Linked DNA regions of Homo sapiens: region 2 is linked to region 1. The links are chromatin contacts, found by Hi-C or POLR2A ChIA-PET in ENCODE. All regions are on one chromosome and are shown on one strand. Each heading gives the region's core, a stretch centred on a gene start or an enhancer-like site at or near the end of the contact. The rest is flanking DNA. Distances are from core to core; before and after follow the strand shown. Region 1 overlaps MYO1E (myosin IE). Region 2 overlaps FAM81A (family with sequence similarity 81 member A).

Region 1 (7,668 bases), core at 3,436-5,935:
CCAGGGGCCCCAGTTTTCCTTTTTCAACTTCAGTTCAAGCCTGCAAAAAGCACAGTGGGGTTAACAGGTCGAAGGACGCAGTGAGAAAACGGTGCTCAGAGATCCCGCCACGGAGTTCTGCTGCTGGAAAAGCATAAACATGAGGCGAGAACGGACAATCTACACCAGGAGCAGGGCCCTGAGGATGCGCACCGCATCCATGGGGTGGCACTGTCGCTGCATGACAATGAGCCAGAAAAAGGAGCATCTGGGGCCCGGTACCGTGAGACACCAGGTGGTGAGGGAGGTACATCTGGCTAATGTGCCAGTGCCACTCTGTCAGGTGGTCTCAGAGGCGCCTGCTGAGGGGACAGAGGAAAGAGACAATTTCCAGGTCATACCGCTGTGCTGTCATTGTGCTTCCAGCTGTTGTCCCTGATTCTGTGCTTGTGGAGGACTGAGAGATGCCAGACACAGGCCAGCTTGAGGACTCTAGCATAGAACCTGGCTTTGTTTAGTCCTGTACTATTCTTGCACCATCACAGCCCACCCAGGGATGGAAAAAGACACACACTAGCAACCAAAATCCAAATAGAAGGCAGGATTTACCTGCAATTCCCAAACTCCCCATCCAGTTTTAATGCTTCTATATTGCATATATGCCTGTATTATGCAATCCTTATTCTGTTTTTAAGTTATATTTTCTGATATCATAAGAAGGAAAAATCATAATTTTAAGTAGCTGCCTATTATAAGTTTCCCTCATCATGATATAAAGGCTTTGTCTTGGCCTTATTTTTGTAGCTAGGAAAAGATGGAGGATATTCCCATTTTATAGATGGGGAAATTTAAAAAGAAAAGCTAAATAACTTTCTTTCTGTGTTTTAGACAGGGTCTTGCTCTGTTGCCCAGGCTGGCGTGCAGTGGTGCGGTCTCAGCTCACTGCAACCTCTGCCTCCTGGGCTCAAGTATCCTCCCACCTCAGCCTCCCGAGTAGCTGGGACTACAGGCATGCACCACCATACTCGGCTAATTTTTTTTTTATTTTTTACTTTTTGTAGAGATGTGGTCTTACTATATTGCCCAGACTAGCTAAATAACTCTTACTCAGCAAATATGAGATTAGAGGGTCAACAGTATGCCAGCCAGTACCTGGTCCATTAGATCATGTTGCCAAAAGAAATGAAGGTGAGGCTGGGCATGGTGGCTCAAGCCTGTGATCCCAGCACTTTGGGACGCCGAGGCGGGTGGATCACTTGAGGTTAGGAGTTCAAGACCAGCCTGGCCAACATGGTGAAACCCCGTATCTACTAAAAATAAGAAAACATTAGCTGGGTGTGGTGGTGAGCACTTGTAATCCTAGCTACTCAGGAGGCTGAGGCAGGAGAATTGCTTGAACCTGGGAGGCAGAGGTTGCAGTGAGCCAAGGTCGCACCACTGTACGCCAGCCTGGGCAACAGAACGAGACGCCATCTCAAGAAAAAAAAAAGAAAAAAAAAAAAAAAGAAAGAAAGGTGAACCACCTACACAATACGTTGGCCACCTATAGTCCTCAAGCCCCCGGAGGCTCTACCAATAAACAGGTTTTATTATGCATTGGTTTGGGGAATTTAAACCCCCACCTCTGTCACTTTTATCTGCTTCCAGTGTGATTCTACTCCTGTCTGCTCTCCTAAATTAAAAAAACCCTTTTTTGGGTGATACATAAAAATCTGCCTTTGTCTGCCTCATTCAGGTGATTTTTGTCTAAATGATAAAATACACTAGTCTATGAAGTCATTATTTCACAGAAATGCAAAAGTAACCTTTTCAAAGTCTGTGACTACTATCCAGACTGTCTTCTGCAGGCTCTAAGGTTCCACTGGGGCCAGCCAGACCCCACTCTTCTCCTCGCAGGCCTCCTCCAGCCCCATCCTGAATCGCAGGGGTGCGATCAAGACCCCTTTTTAGCTACACGCAGAAGTCTGGGTCCCAGATCCGGACTTACGTATTGCTGAATTTCAGAGGTAGTTGCTTCTGGGTCTTCTCCTCGTAACGCTTTGCTAAGAGGCTTAGGAATTCAGTTTTGAAGACAGATTCAAGCAAACTGTCATACTCTTGCTCATGGAGAATAAAAATGTCATCCTGCATAGTACTGTAAAGAGATTGGACAAACACACTTGGTGAAAGCTGTGCTTCTGTTTACTCTATTGTTTTTTTTTTCTTCCATTTTAAAAATCCTGCAAGATAGTGCTAAGATTTTACAGTCTTTCTTTCTATAAGTAATAATCTTTCAAACAAAACCAACAACAATGAATTACATAATGAAATTGCTGAAATCTGCTTTCAAAGAAGGTTTATAGTCCAACAAAAGCATGATCAAAGTACTTTTTCCACATGATTTTTACAATCAGGAACTTAAGGACAATTTAGCCCATATTAAAAAAAAATCCATTTTCAAGTCCAACTTGTGTTTTTAAGATCATAAAAATCCAGAAAGTTATGAATAGAATGCAGTTGAAAAGGGATGACTCTACATTTAAGTTCCAAGTTAGTATAATTTATGATATGGTTATAGCTATTGTAGTAAATTTGAACTTGAAGAATCATAAGCTCGGTTCTCAAGAGGGAAGCCAATATCCTGGACTTCAAGGTACTTATTAAGAACCTTCTGGCAAACAGTGCTCTGTGGACACTGTAGGCCAGGAGCTACTAGAACGTACAGACACATCCAAGTTCAGAAATGCGAAGGCCAGAATGGACAAACAGCAAACAAGCAAAAATCATCACCTTCAAGCTAATGAATTTTGTCAGACAAGGAAAGAACACACCTTTGCGGGAACTGCATGTTTGGACAGGGTGGGATTGTGGAGAAATTTATGCCTGGAGGGGAGCAGGTGTTACAAGCTATAGGGTGATGGCAGAGAGACGCTGAGGCAGACCCAGCTCCGAGGAAACGCTTGCTGGTCAGGGGAGGTTGATGAGACAAAGTTCCATCTTCAAGCCTGGCTAGGCTTGGTAGAAAGCAACAACATGTATGTAATTGAGAATTTGCATTCCCTGTTAGATTTATCACTCAGGTGAATGGGGCCACCACCCCAAAGACTATAATATATAAGTTTACGAGTATCTCCAAGTACCACTGCCAAATACCAAAGACAACCCTTTGAAGAATGAGATTTCGTTAGGGATTGTAAGCATTTTCCCAGGCATTAGAAACAAATTAGGCAAACCTGCTTCAGTGAATTGACCATGGTAACATTTTATTCTCTCCAAGTGCCACAGACACGGTTCTTTGTATATCCAGAGCCCTGCAGCATCACTCAGGAGCTCTGCTCTGCTCTCAGAGCACCTGGTGTCACTGCACCAGTGGGATTACTGTGGCTGTGACAAAGCCAGATGATGAGGCAAGGGGATCACAAGAGGACTGAGCTGTGGAGAATCTTTGAGACCCTGGATCCTTCTTCCATGTAAAATCTGATCCATTTAGAAGGAAACTCCTGTGGTATCCCTGTTCAGCCCCATTCACAGGTCAAGGTAGGGGTTGGGCCCTTCTTGGAATGACAGGGCTCCCTTGGGCAGAGAATCTTGGGGGACTATCTCAGGCTTGTCAGGAACCTTCTCTCCAGACTGAGACAGGGAGCTAGTGACCCAGAGGTGATGGAGCCAGTAGCTGTAGCCACAGCCTCTACCTTGGTCTGATGTTGAAACTCATTCACCAATGTGCTAGTATTAAGAAGTGTGGCCTTAAGGAGGTGATTAAGTTACAAGGAAGAGGTCCTCATGAATTGGATTAGTGACCTTACAGAAGAGGTATGACAGAGTGGTTTGCCCTTTCTGTCATTCTCCCATGTGAGGACACAACAAGAGGCGCCATCTATAAAGAAAAGACTGGGCCTTCACCAGACACCACATCTGCCTGCACCTTGACCTTGGACTTCCCGGTCTCTAGAACTGTAAAAATTAAATTCTTACTGTTTACATATTACCCACTTTCAGTCCTCCTACAGGAAAGGGGCTTGGTAATCCACAGGAGAAAAAGAGGTCGAAGGAACCACAGCACAATTGGATAGGAAGGCGTAGAATGGCAGTACGCGCAAACCATGGGGGTGGGGCGGGGCGGTGAATGGAGTTCACTGGAAGCAAGAGGCCAGTGTCAGGGGAAAGGAGCTTGGTCCTTTCATGGCCAGCTTACTGAAGAGCAGCCAAAGAGTTTCCCTTGGACGTAAAGTCAGAACCCTTTACAGTGTTTTTTGGACAAATAATAGCCATTTGGGTGGAACACTTGGTCATTATCATTACCTCAGATGTTTGTTTTCAGACATCCACACATCATAGCCATGCTTCTTGCCCACTCCTGTGATAGTTGGGATCAAGGATAAACCCTGACAAGCAGTGGTTTAAACAATAGACGGTTTTCATCTCCGTCACTCAACAGCTCATGCAAAGGCAATTCAGGGCCAACGTGCCAGTTCCATAGTGCCTGGGAACAAACACCTCCTACTTACCTTTAAAGGTACAGCCAGCAATCTAAAACCCCAAAAAGCACTTATGAAAAGCTGCTCAAAAGAGCTCTTCCAAGTCATTTTGAATTAATAAAGTCTAAGCCTCCTGGCACCCTAGCCCAGGTGTAAGAACCCGGCTGCATTAGGTAGAGTGCATGCAAAAGACCAGAGTAAAACAAGAAGCTCCACTTTTTGGCCTTTGGGGTGAGGAATGAAACGCCTTCCTGTTTTGGTTGTTTGCTCAAAGCTTTCTTTGGCATGTCTGGTCATGCCTGGTGGCCTGGCTGAACTGTGGCAGGATGGTGATTATTCAACAGGGCTAAATGAGCCCAACACAAGTCACCTTGAGTGGTTTAATGGGCTTAGATTTATTAGGAGTTTCATTACTATTATAACGAAAAAAGCAAGCAGGCCAAAACTTCAAGGTCAATTATCAGCATGAATCTAGAAATGAGAAGAGATGTGTTTGGACACTTTGACTTTAACCAACAACTCCAAAATCCCCTCCCTTCAATGATCCAGGCATTGGAGCTAGGCAGACCACCTTCACCCAGGCCAGGGTCTCAGCTCATTCTGCTCTCCTTAGCCCACGCTCCTGAACCTGAAAACAAAGCTTTCGTGTTTATTTATTCTAAAAAGTCAGACTTATCTTTGGACTTCACCCCTGACTTATTCCTATGCTGCAATTCCTTACAGATGTTTGACGCTGTAAGCTGTGTTGAAAGACCTCTTCCTAGTCTCTGGTTTGGATCTGCCCTTGTTTTTTTATTCCTCTGTCTTTGCGGCTTACTGTTGTATTGCTGAAAACACTAGAAAATCTGTTTTACTCTCTTCACCAATATATCTTTTCACAGAAATGTTAGTTACAAAACACCAAGGAAAGTCCTGAAGGAGTTTTGTTTTTTTTTTTTAAAGCTGAAAAGGCAATTTCCAAGGATAGCCCTGCCTTTATTTAAGCTTTTATAAAAGTCTTTCCTGATTATGAAATATATGCTGCTTTTAGGAAACTGGAAGATACGGAGGCGAATCAAGAAGAAAATAAACCTTGCCCAGAATTCTACCACTCAGAGAAACCAGTGGCACCAGTTTCAGAACCTTCTTAACTTCTCTGAGAAAGCCCGGACGCAGATGCAGGCCTCAGCAGTGACGTGTCCAGCTCAAAGAAGCTTCACCTGACCCGCAGATGCAAAGACCCACTCTCCTCTCTTGTGTCCCAGGAATATCCTTTAAATCACGCTGGGAACACTTATAGTAAGGCACATGTTTACTCAGCTGTCTGTTCCCCCTTCCAGAATGAGAGGAGCTTCCTGAGGCAGTGACTGTGCCTCATCCACCTTCGAATACCAGGGCTCAGCACCAGGTAGGTGCTCAATCCCATGATGTTGACAACTTCCAGGTTCCCAATGCTTACAGACCATAGCAAGTCAAGATGCCAGTAATGCTTCAGGTCAGCAGGACAGGCAGTGAAGCGGGCTGTTTTTATTGCCAGAAAGTTTAGGGGATTCAGGCAAGGAGACATTCTGGGCAAGAATGTTGTGACCAGGGAGCTGGAGCCTCTGTCTAAAAGCACCGTCTTACGGGTTGTTTTTCCAATTGGAGATAAGTACTGGAAAATCTATTAACCCAGACAGACAGCCACACAACTTTTGGTCTCATCCTTCTGGTGATCAGCCACCAGAATGAGAAGAAAAATGAGAAGCCTCATCAGAGACCCCCAAATAAGAGCTTCCATGGCACCGAACTCAACACCTACAATAGCAAAGCCAAGAACATGGGTCATTACACCTGTGGTCACCCTTCCTGCAATTGAGTTTTTCAAATAAGAGTGGGGCCAGGCCAGTACTTGAACAAGAAGCAACTCTGGGAGGATCCTTCAAAAACCCAGGCATGGCCTTCTGCCAGCAGCCACCATACACTCAGAAATCCCGTGTCTCAACTCTGTATTGGTGTGTCACCTCCTGACACTCTTCCCGAGTCTCCAATGAAGCCAGAAATGCAAGCGTCAGTGTTTCACTTTAATTTTTATTTATTTATTTATTTTGAGACGGAGTCTCGCTCTGTTGCCCAGGCTGGAGTGCAGTGGTGTGATCTTGGCTCACTGCACCCTCCGCCTCCTGGGCTCAAGCGATTCTCCTGCCGCAGCCTCCTAAGTAGCTGGGATTACAGGCACACACCACCATGCTCAACTAATTTTTTTGTATTTTTAGTAGAGAGGGGGTTTCATCATGTTGGCCAGGCTGGTCTTGAACGCCTGACCTCAAGCAATCGGCTCGCCTCGGCCTCCCAAAGTGCTGGGATTACAGGTGTGAGCCACCACACCCAGCCTAATTTTTATTTAAATAAGGATTTTTCCTGATCAAATTATCCTGGAGTCCCTTTGACAAACTATTGTCTTAATATCTCTCTGAGCTATTGGCCCTATTTCTACCTGTTGGGATCCTATTTTTTCTTGTAAATGAAAACTTCAAAAAAATTTTTAACCGTAACTCAACTAGACATATATCTGTATGTTTAGAAAAGATAAAGACTTCTAAAAATTTAACATCTACTGGAGGATTAGAAAAACATTTTATTATGGAAAATTCTAAATTGTAAACAAGTAGGATAGTAGGGCCAGGTGCAGTGGCTCATGCCTGTAATCCTAGCACTTTGGGAGGCGAGGTGGGTAGATCCCATGAGCCCAGGAATTGGAGACCAGCCTGGGTAACATGGGGAAACCGTGTCTCTACAAAAAATACAAAAATTAGCCAGAAGTGGGGGTACATGCCTGTAGTCTCAGATACTTAGGGGGCTGAGGTGGGAGGATTGCTTGAACCTGGAGGGCGAGGCTGCAGTGAGCCGAGATTGCGCCACTGCACTCCAGCCTGGGTGGCAAAGTGAGACCCCGTCTCAAAAAAATAAAAAGTAGTATAGAATGAACCACCACATGTCAGATTTCAAGCACCAATTCACGGATAATCACAATTATCTACAACCTCACTCTCCCTGCTTCCACTTTAAAATAACTACCAGGCTGGAGTGCAGTGGTATGATCATGACTCATTGCAGCCTTGACCTATTGGGCTCAAGCAATCCTCCCACCTCAGCTTCCTGAGTAGCTGGGACCACGGGCACGTACCACCACTCCTGGCTAATTTTCACATTTTTTGTAGAGATGGGTTCTTACTATGTTGCCCAGGTGGGTCCCAAACCTCCTGGGGTCAAG
Region 2 (7,668 bases), core at 2,483-4,982, 360 kb after region 1:
TAGTAGAGACAGGGTTTCGCCGTGTTGGCCAGGCTGGCTCGAACTCCTGACCTCAGGTGATCCATCCGCCTTGGCCTCCCAAAGTGCTGGGATTACTGGCATGAGCCACCGTACCAGGCCTGTTTGCTTCATCTTGATATAATTTAGGTTGTGTATTTTGGTATTCTTTAAAAATGTCAAGAAGTGATGTTGTGCCCTGCTCAGGGTATCTTTTCAGAAGTTACGTGATGTTGTTTCTCCCAGTATGGGTGACGTGAGATTTGATCACTTGGTTAAAGGGGTATATGACAGTCTTCTCCATTGTAATAGTTCCTTTTTCCTTTTTGTAATTAAAAAGTAATCTCTAGGGAGAAACTAGAAACTCACCTGTTCCCCATCATACTTTCATCCCAGAGGTTTTAGCATCTATTAATAATTTTTGCCTGAATCAACCATTACTAGATACTATAGAATTTGATACAGCATTTTAAAAAAATTGTTAACTGTTGTGAAATTTACCTCTCCTTCAAGGGTTTACAGCCGTCTATGAAAGCATAGGATCCCTCAGGCAAGTTCTCGAGGCCAAGATGAAGCTGGACAGGGACCAGCTACAGAAGCAAATCCAGCTGATGCAGAAGCCAGAGACCCCCATGTGAAGGGAGCTGGGACAAGGTCCTAAAAGACAGTTTTGCCAGTGGGGCTAGGAGCCGGATACCTCTGTAGCCAGGCCATCGCTGCATTCAGGATTGTTCCATCCATGGCGTGCATGTGCCAAGAAATGTGTTTTTATGGGTCTAAATGTTTACCTTGAGTCTTGAAAATACTCTTTTGTTAAAAGTATGAAATACAGTTTTTACCAGTTTATTTCACTTCTCTAAATTCAATGGAAATCCCCCGCCCTGGATTTTGAAAGGCTTTTATCTTCTTCATTTTACGAATGGAAAGACGACAATTTTTCTTCAATGCTTGATGCACTAATGAAGACTGTTTACTATTTTGAAAAATGTCATGGGGATTTTTTTTTAATTAAGAAACTAATGAATCATCACAGGAATGTGTTGCTCCTCACCCTAAATTAAGAGAATGTCCCAGTAGATTAGACTTCAACCTTTGAGTCCAATTTGGATTTTATTATCGTTGTCTATGCACTTCTTATATTGGTTATCTTCTTGTAAATCTTCTGTCTTTTGTAAGGGGAAAGGATTTAACATTTAGAATAAACCCCACCATTTATGTAATGGAAATAGTTTAAAAATTGCTAACTGCCATGTGGATTGCAAATTAAATGGAAACTTATTTAGATAACGTAAGGCTCAATATCTGCGTTGACCACCTAGATATTACAGGTTTTAATATTTAAAACTATTTTTGAATTATCCACAACCTGTATAGTGATAGCCATATATTTAATAATGGAATGGTGGTTAACAGTCTATTTACTGCACAATTAATTGTTCACTAATCAAATAGAATGTGGTAATTTTTCAGACTTTATGATCTGTTTCCAAAATTGGCACAAAGTGCTAGGGTTTATATACACTTATCGTAACTGTATTTTTGTGCCTTGGTTTTATCATGTCAATGCACTGTACTCTGTAAAAGTTTTGCAGACAAAATAGAAAGTATGATAATCCGTCAGAAGTATGATGTAAAACTGGAATCCTCTGTATTTTTTAAATGTTCTAAAAATTTTATCGCTGTTAAGGTATTAATCATTCAGTATTACTAATGGAATAGAAATTCATACTTTTGTATGGACAACAATTCAAATTGATATTGCATTTATAGCACTGTAAGAAACTTTCATCTTGAGCAACTTTGTAGATGATGGGTGTTTTATTTTCAATCGCCATATTTGATCAGTCATTGAAAATTGGCCCCAGTGCTGTTTGTTCATCTCTGTATGTAAAAACTGACAGTGAGACACAACGTTCTGAACTGTGAGGGTGTCCCAGGAAAAAGAAAAACAGGAATACTTTAACAATTAAAAAGAAAAAAATGTTTTTTGTTTGCCAAGGACTCAGGAAAATAAAAAGCATTTTCTATTTTTAGGACAAATCACAAATGAAGTGTCTAACTGGCTATTACTGTTTACCCATATAAAATATGCTGCTAAAGTACATATTTTGCTGTCAATGGCTTGACAATTTTTTTTTTCAAATTTGGACATGAGAGGTTATATAGGGACTATATTATCCAACACATATTTTCTTATTTTGCCACAAATTTCCACTTAACAAATAAAAAAAGGCGAATGCTGTTTTGCAATCAGAAAGTGAATTTCTTTTGTGGTAGCGTACACGTGGTTCATGTGGTTCTCCACGTTTAAGCACAAACCACAGCACAGGAAGCCACACCCCCTCCAGCATCTCTGTCTTGTGGGGTCTTTGAGGAGAAGGAATCAGAACATCGACACCTGGGAAGAGGGAGGCGGGGAACACCAGCTGGACTCTGGCCAAGGAGTGATGTAAGCAGGTGACACTTGGCTGTCAGCTGAGCTTCTCAGGTGCTTCTGACATTGCCAGCCCCTTGAGATGAGCCACCGCAGGTGTGCTCACCTTGGCTACATGTTGAAATCATCCAGAGGAGTTGGGAAATCTACTGATGCCCCGCTGTGCCTCCCAGACCGATTAAGTCAGAACCTCTGGGAGGTGGGTCGCAGGCATCAGTGCGTGCCCGAGGCCTCCGCGTGTTTGGGTGTGCAGCCGAGGTGGTGAGCTGTCGAGCCACAGTGCAGTTCTCTTCTCACCAAAGCTCAAATGAGAATCAGCTTCCATGTTCTTTCCTTTACCAGAAATTTGCAATAAAAAGAAAAATAAAATTTTCACATAAATGTGGTGTATGATTTTTAAATTGAAAAGTCTTTCAGTGTTGAGCTGAAGACTTAATTAGGTAAAATGCCATAGGAAATATTTCTGTTTGCTCTCTGTGGAAACGCTTTGATGGTTGAAATAAAGTGCTCAAGTCCTGGCAGCTCCTCTGACGACTGGAATGTCATTGGGAGCTGCTGGTCTGTGGGCTTCGGGGCTGTAGGGCCTTCTCTGCAGCCTTCTTGTCTCTTGGCAGTTCTCGGGTGTGTGCTGTGTGCCTGTGCTGTGTCCCCTGTGTATGTCAACTCTTTTCATTTTAACTAGTTGAGTTCAATACCATTTCCCCATTTTACAGATGAGAAAACAGAGTCACCTAAAGGTTAAGCAACTTGCCCCAAGTCCTATAGCTGATAAATGGGAGCCATGATTCAAGCCAGGCCGCCTACTTCCGCACTCTGGGAGCCTTACCAGCATACCACACTACCTCCGAAGACATTTTGGCTTCCCACATAAGTGACTTGCTAGGCCACTGACATCAGCCATATCTATATGAGCTTGGCCTCCTGCCATCTGACTACCCTCGCTTTTTAATGCCCCGATTCCAAATACGTAATGAGGCAATCTAATTAGCTTGTCAAACGTCTTCCCCTGGCTGTATCAATGTGGAGGCACCAGAGGTGGGGGGCAGTTGGTGCCACAGGACTTGTAGGATCACAGGCATTTCATCCCCTGCACTTGGGCTGTCCTAGGTCGTGGTCCCTGGCTGGCTCTGCACATCGGGAGATGGATTGTGTAGGGGAGTGTAGAGCAGAACAGAGAAGATGGCTCCGTTCAAGTTGTAATTATCCCACTAGGCTTTCAGGGGGAAAAAGAATCACAAAGCACTGTGACATCAGTCCCTTGCTCTGCCACACAGCCCTCCTGACAGGTTGTTTACAACACAGCAGCTTGCTTCCACCAGTACCAGTGAGAGAGAGGGTGAACGGGAAGGAAGCTAGTCTTTTGTAACCTAATCTCAGAAGTGACAAGCCACCACTTCCACTAGTCTCTTCATGAAAAGCAAGTCCAGCACACACACAGCGGGAGGGGATCACACAAGGGGCTGAACACCTGGGGATGGGGTCACTGGGGGACATTTTACCGACTTCCTGCTCCAGCCGGAATCTGGACTCTGAGTCTCAGTCAGGTGGGCCTGCAGTGCAGTGTCTACTCTATAAAAGGATACTGCTGAGGTCCTTTAGCTCTGGATTTATAGGGACGACAAAATAACTTTTTGAGATGAACTGAACCAAAAATGGCCCAAGATGAATTGACAATTTCCAATAGACATGTGAGGGAGCTTAGAAGTGGAGCTCCCTACCCAAAAGAAATGAAAGTGGGGAATCGGGTATGTGTACATGTGGGCATGGTGGCTTACGCCTGTAATCCCAACACTTTGGGAGGCTGAGGTGGGCGGATCACCTGAGGTCAGGAGTTCAAGACCAGCCTGGCCAACATGGTGAAACCCCCATCTCTACAAAAAACACAAAAATTAGCCGGGCGTGGTGGCACATGTCTGTAATCCCAGCTACTCGGGAGGCTGAGGCAGGAGAATTGCCTGAACCTGGGAGGCAGAGGTTGCAGTGAGCCGAGATCACGCCACTGCACTCCAGCCTGGGCAGCAGAGTGAGAGTCTGTCTCAAAAAAAAAAAGAAAAGAAGTGAAAACTCTCAGGCTCCACCAAGACCTACTGAATCAGAGGCTCTGAGACGGACGCACCAAATTGCTTCAAGTCCTGCAGGTGATTGTAATGTAAAATCTGAGGCTTGCTGCACTAATAAGTAGCCACTAATTACATGGATTTTTTTTTAACAGTCAAGAGGTCCTTAATTTTTTGGCACCTATTGTGCCATAAATTCATAGGGAACAGGTTCCAGCAGCTCAGGCCCTCTTCTGTTGGTTCACTAAGTGTGCTTCTCTGCGTAGAGCAGGCTGGTGCTTCAGCGGAACCCAGGTACGTTTCTCTTTGGGTTCCTTCGTTTTCTGATCGTTTTCCTTCCGCGTTTAGGAAACTATCTTGGCTCTTTAAGTACTTCATATGCTCAACATATACAGTAATTCTCTTGGCTAGAATATTGTTTGTTTACAGAAATGCCAATAGCATGCTGGGTAGCACTGTAGACTTCCAGCTTTGCCATGGTAACATTTGTGAGGTATTCCTTTTTGAACAGTACCCATTCCCTTGATGTCTACAACATCTCCCTTCTTGTAGATTCACGTGTGTGTGTCCAAAGGAACAACTCCATGCATTCTAAAAGGCCCAGGGAACAGAGAGCAGGTGCTTCTCCTCATTCCCTTTTTTTTCATCATTTAGGCAAATGATTAGAAGATGGTGGTTCCAGCCAAAAGAAAATATGTGGTCATTGGCCGGGCACAGTGGCTCAGGCCTGTAATCCCAGCACTTTGGGAGGCCGAGGCAGGCGGATCACGAAGTCAGGAGATCGAGACCATCCTGGCTAACACGGTGAAACCCCATCTCTACTAAAAATACAAAAAATTAGCCGGGTGTGGTTGCGGGCGCCTGTAGTCCCAGCTGCTCGGGAGGCTGAGGCAGGAGAATGGCGTGAACCCAGGAGGCGGAAGTTGCAGTGAGCCGAGATTGTGCCATTGCACTCCAGCCTGGGCGACAGAGCGAAACTCCATCTCAAAAAAAAAAAAAAAAAAAAGGAAAAAAAAAAGAAAATATGTGGTCATTTAAATCAATTAAATGTAAATATAAATTCATCAGAATTAGATATGTCTTAACATTTAGTTTCTTAGTTGCACTAGCCACATTTCAAGCGCTCAGTAGCCTCCCATGGTTGGTGCCTACTGTATTGCCTGTGCGAATGTGGAAGAGTTCTGTAACTGCAGAAATTTCTACTGGATGGTCCTCAAAGTGTCCGCAGACCAGCAGCATCTAGAGCAATAGTTACCTCACTCTTTCAACGTACAGCCTGATATAGTTTGGCTGTGTCCCCACCCAAATCTCATCTTGAATTGTAGCTCCCATCATTCCCATGTGTCTTGGGAGGGACCTGGTGGGAGGTAATTGAATCATGGGGGCCGGTTTTTCCCCTGTTGTTCTCGTGATAGGGAATAAGGCTCATGAGATCTGATGGTTTTATAAAGGGGAGTTCCCCTGCACACACACTCTTGGCTGATGCCATGTAAGACGTGACTTTGCTCCTCATGCGCCTTACGCCATGACTGTGAGGCCTCCCCAGCCATGTGGAACTGTGAGTCCATTAAACCTCTTTCCTTTATAAATTACCCAGTCTCAGGTATGTATTTATTAGCAGCATGAGAACAGACTAATACACAGCCCTATCTACAGCTCTGCACCATCATCTGTCAGCCTAAAATGAGCTTTGGAGCTGGAAATCCTCTCCAGTCTCATTCCTACAATATTATGTCAGTTGTCCCTGTTAGAATAATTTCCTAGGTCTTTATTTTTAAGATTTTATCTTTAAGCAAGATGAATAAACTCTAGAGATCTGGCCAGACATGGTGGCCCAAGCCTGTAATCCCAGCACTTTGGGAGGCCAAGTCAGGTAGATCACCTGAGGTCAGGAGTTTGAGACCAGCCTGGCCAACATGGTGAAACTCTGTCTCTACTAAAAATAAAAAAATTAGCCAGGCGTGGTGGCATGCACCTGTAATCCCAGCTACTCGGGAGGCTGAGGCAGGAGAATCACTTTAACCTGGGAGGCAGAGGTTGCAGTGAGCTGAGATCATGCCATTGCACTCCAGCCTGAGCGACAGAGCAAGACTCCATCTCAAAAAAACAAAACAAAACAAAACAAAACAAAACACAACTCTAGAGATCTGCCGTATAACATTGCACCTATAGTCAACAGCCATGTGTTATACACTTAAAACTTCGTTAAGAGGGTAGATCTCATGTTACATGTCCTTACCACAATAAATTTTTTAAAAAAGATTTTTATCTCATCTGTCAGTTCTGATCAGTAGATAGAGGTGCCTGGAGCACTGTGTTGGGAAGGATTTGGTGGCTGGCACCGGATGCAGGGGGAAGAGCCAGCCCAAGGCCGATGGGGTGGTGTCTTGTGAACTGTGGGTCTGCCAGGCTTGCCCTAGGGCATCCTGGGCATGTGGGATGCCTGGCAAGGGCTTGTTGGCCAGGGGAGTCCAGGGATTCTGATGCTCCCTAGTGAGGGGCCCCTCGCAGGTCTGGGATGAAGGTGAGTCACAGTGAGGCATTCACCTTGATAAATTTAGAGGGGCACCAAATACTCTAAGATTACAATATTTTAATGTAATATTTTAAAAGATCACCATTAATACTAAAAAATTCCAGATGAACAGGGCCAGGCGCGGTGGCTCACACCTGTAATCCTAGCACTTTGGGAGGCCAAGGCGGGCGGATCACGAGGTCAGGAGGTCAAGACCATCTGGCTAACACGGTGAAACCCCATCTCTACTAAAAAATACAAAAAATTAGCCGGGCGTGGTGGTGGGCGCCTGTAGTCCCAGCTACTCGGGAGGCTGAGGCAGGAGAATGATGCGAACCCGGGAGGCGGAGCTTGCAGTGAGCTGAGATCGTGCCACTGCACTCCAGCCTGGGCAACAGAGCGAGACTCTGTCTAAAAAAAAAAAAATTCCAGGTGAACAAAATATCAAATCTTAACTAAAGACCAGATCTGACTGTGCTATGTGGTGTCATTTTGGAATTGAGGCAAAAGACAAAGTATTTCTCTCTATATACATGTTTTTATGCAAAAATTGGACATATTTTTTGTGAGGGTTTTTTAATTTTGATTTTTAGAAATATTACATTAAAATATGATTTACTTGGTTATTGAGGTTTTGGTCTTCCCCTCTCCTTATCACTTTTTTT

What was found. A loop is a pair of places that touch in the nucleus more often than their neighbours do. ChIA-PET counts read pairs that join two places held with the same protein, here RNA polymerase II (POLR2A). Pooled maps may share reads with other maps.
Region 2: a loop to region 1 is called in a map of naive thymus-derived CD4-positive, alpha-beta T cell, with 5 times the contacts of the local background. The contact joins two enhancer-like sites. A Hi-C loop is called at or near these places in 6 of 168 maps with a recorded cell type or tissue (B cell, CD14-positive monocyte, CD4-positive, alpha-beta T cell and 3 more), 1 of 37 single-sample maps with no recorded cell type and 14 of 50 pooled maps. POLR2A ChIA-PET finds 5 or more read pairs at or near these places in 2 of 52 experiments (OCI-LY7 and activated T-cell).

Annotation. Positions count from the first base shown.
Region 1 is chr15:59,161,191-59,168,858 of GRCh38, forward strand. MYO1E (myosin IE) reads right to left here. Exons shown (of 28, transcript NM_004998.4): 23 at 1,967-2,113; 24 at 1-40. Among named protein-coding and RNA genes, the nearest start is that of MIR2116, 6.2 kb to the right of the region's middle. RefSeq lists enhancers at 1-444, 4,722-4,771. Within about 2 kb of position 4,686, at least 10 of the 41 ENCODE cell types and tissues checked have a DNase peak (open chromatin) inside an H3K27ac peak, as active enhancers do.
Region 2 is chr15:59,520,744-59,528,411 of GRCh38, forward strand. It overlaps FAM81A (family with sequence similarity 81 member A), which reads left to right. Exons shown (of 9, transcript NM_152450.3): 9 at 511-2,812. The coding sequence ends at 635. It also overlaps the pseudogene RPL21P114. Among named protein-coding and RNA genes, the nearest start is that of FAM81A, 86 kb to the left of the region's middle. Within about 2 kb of position 3,733, at least 5 of the 41 ENCODE cell types and tissues checked have a DNase peak (open chromatin) inside an H3K27ac peak, as active enhancers do.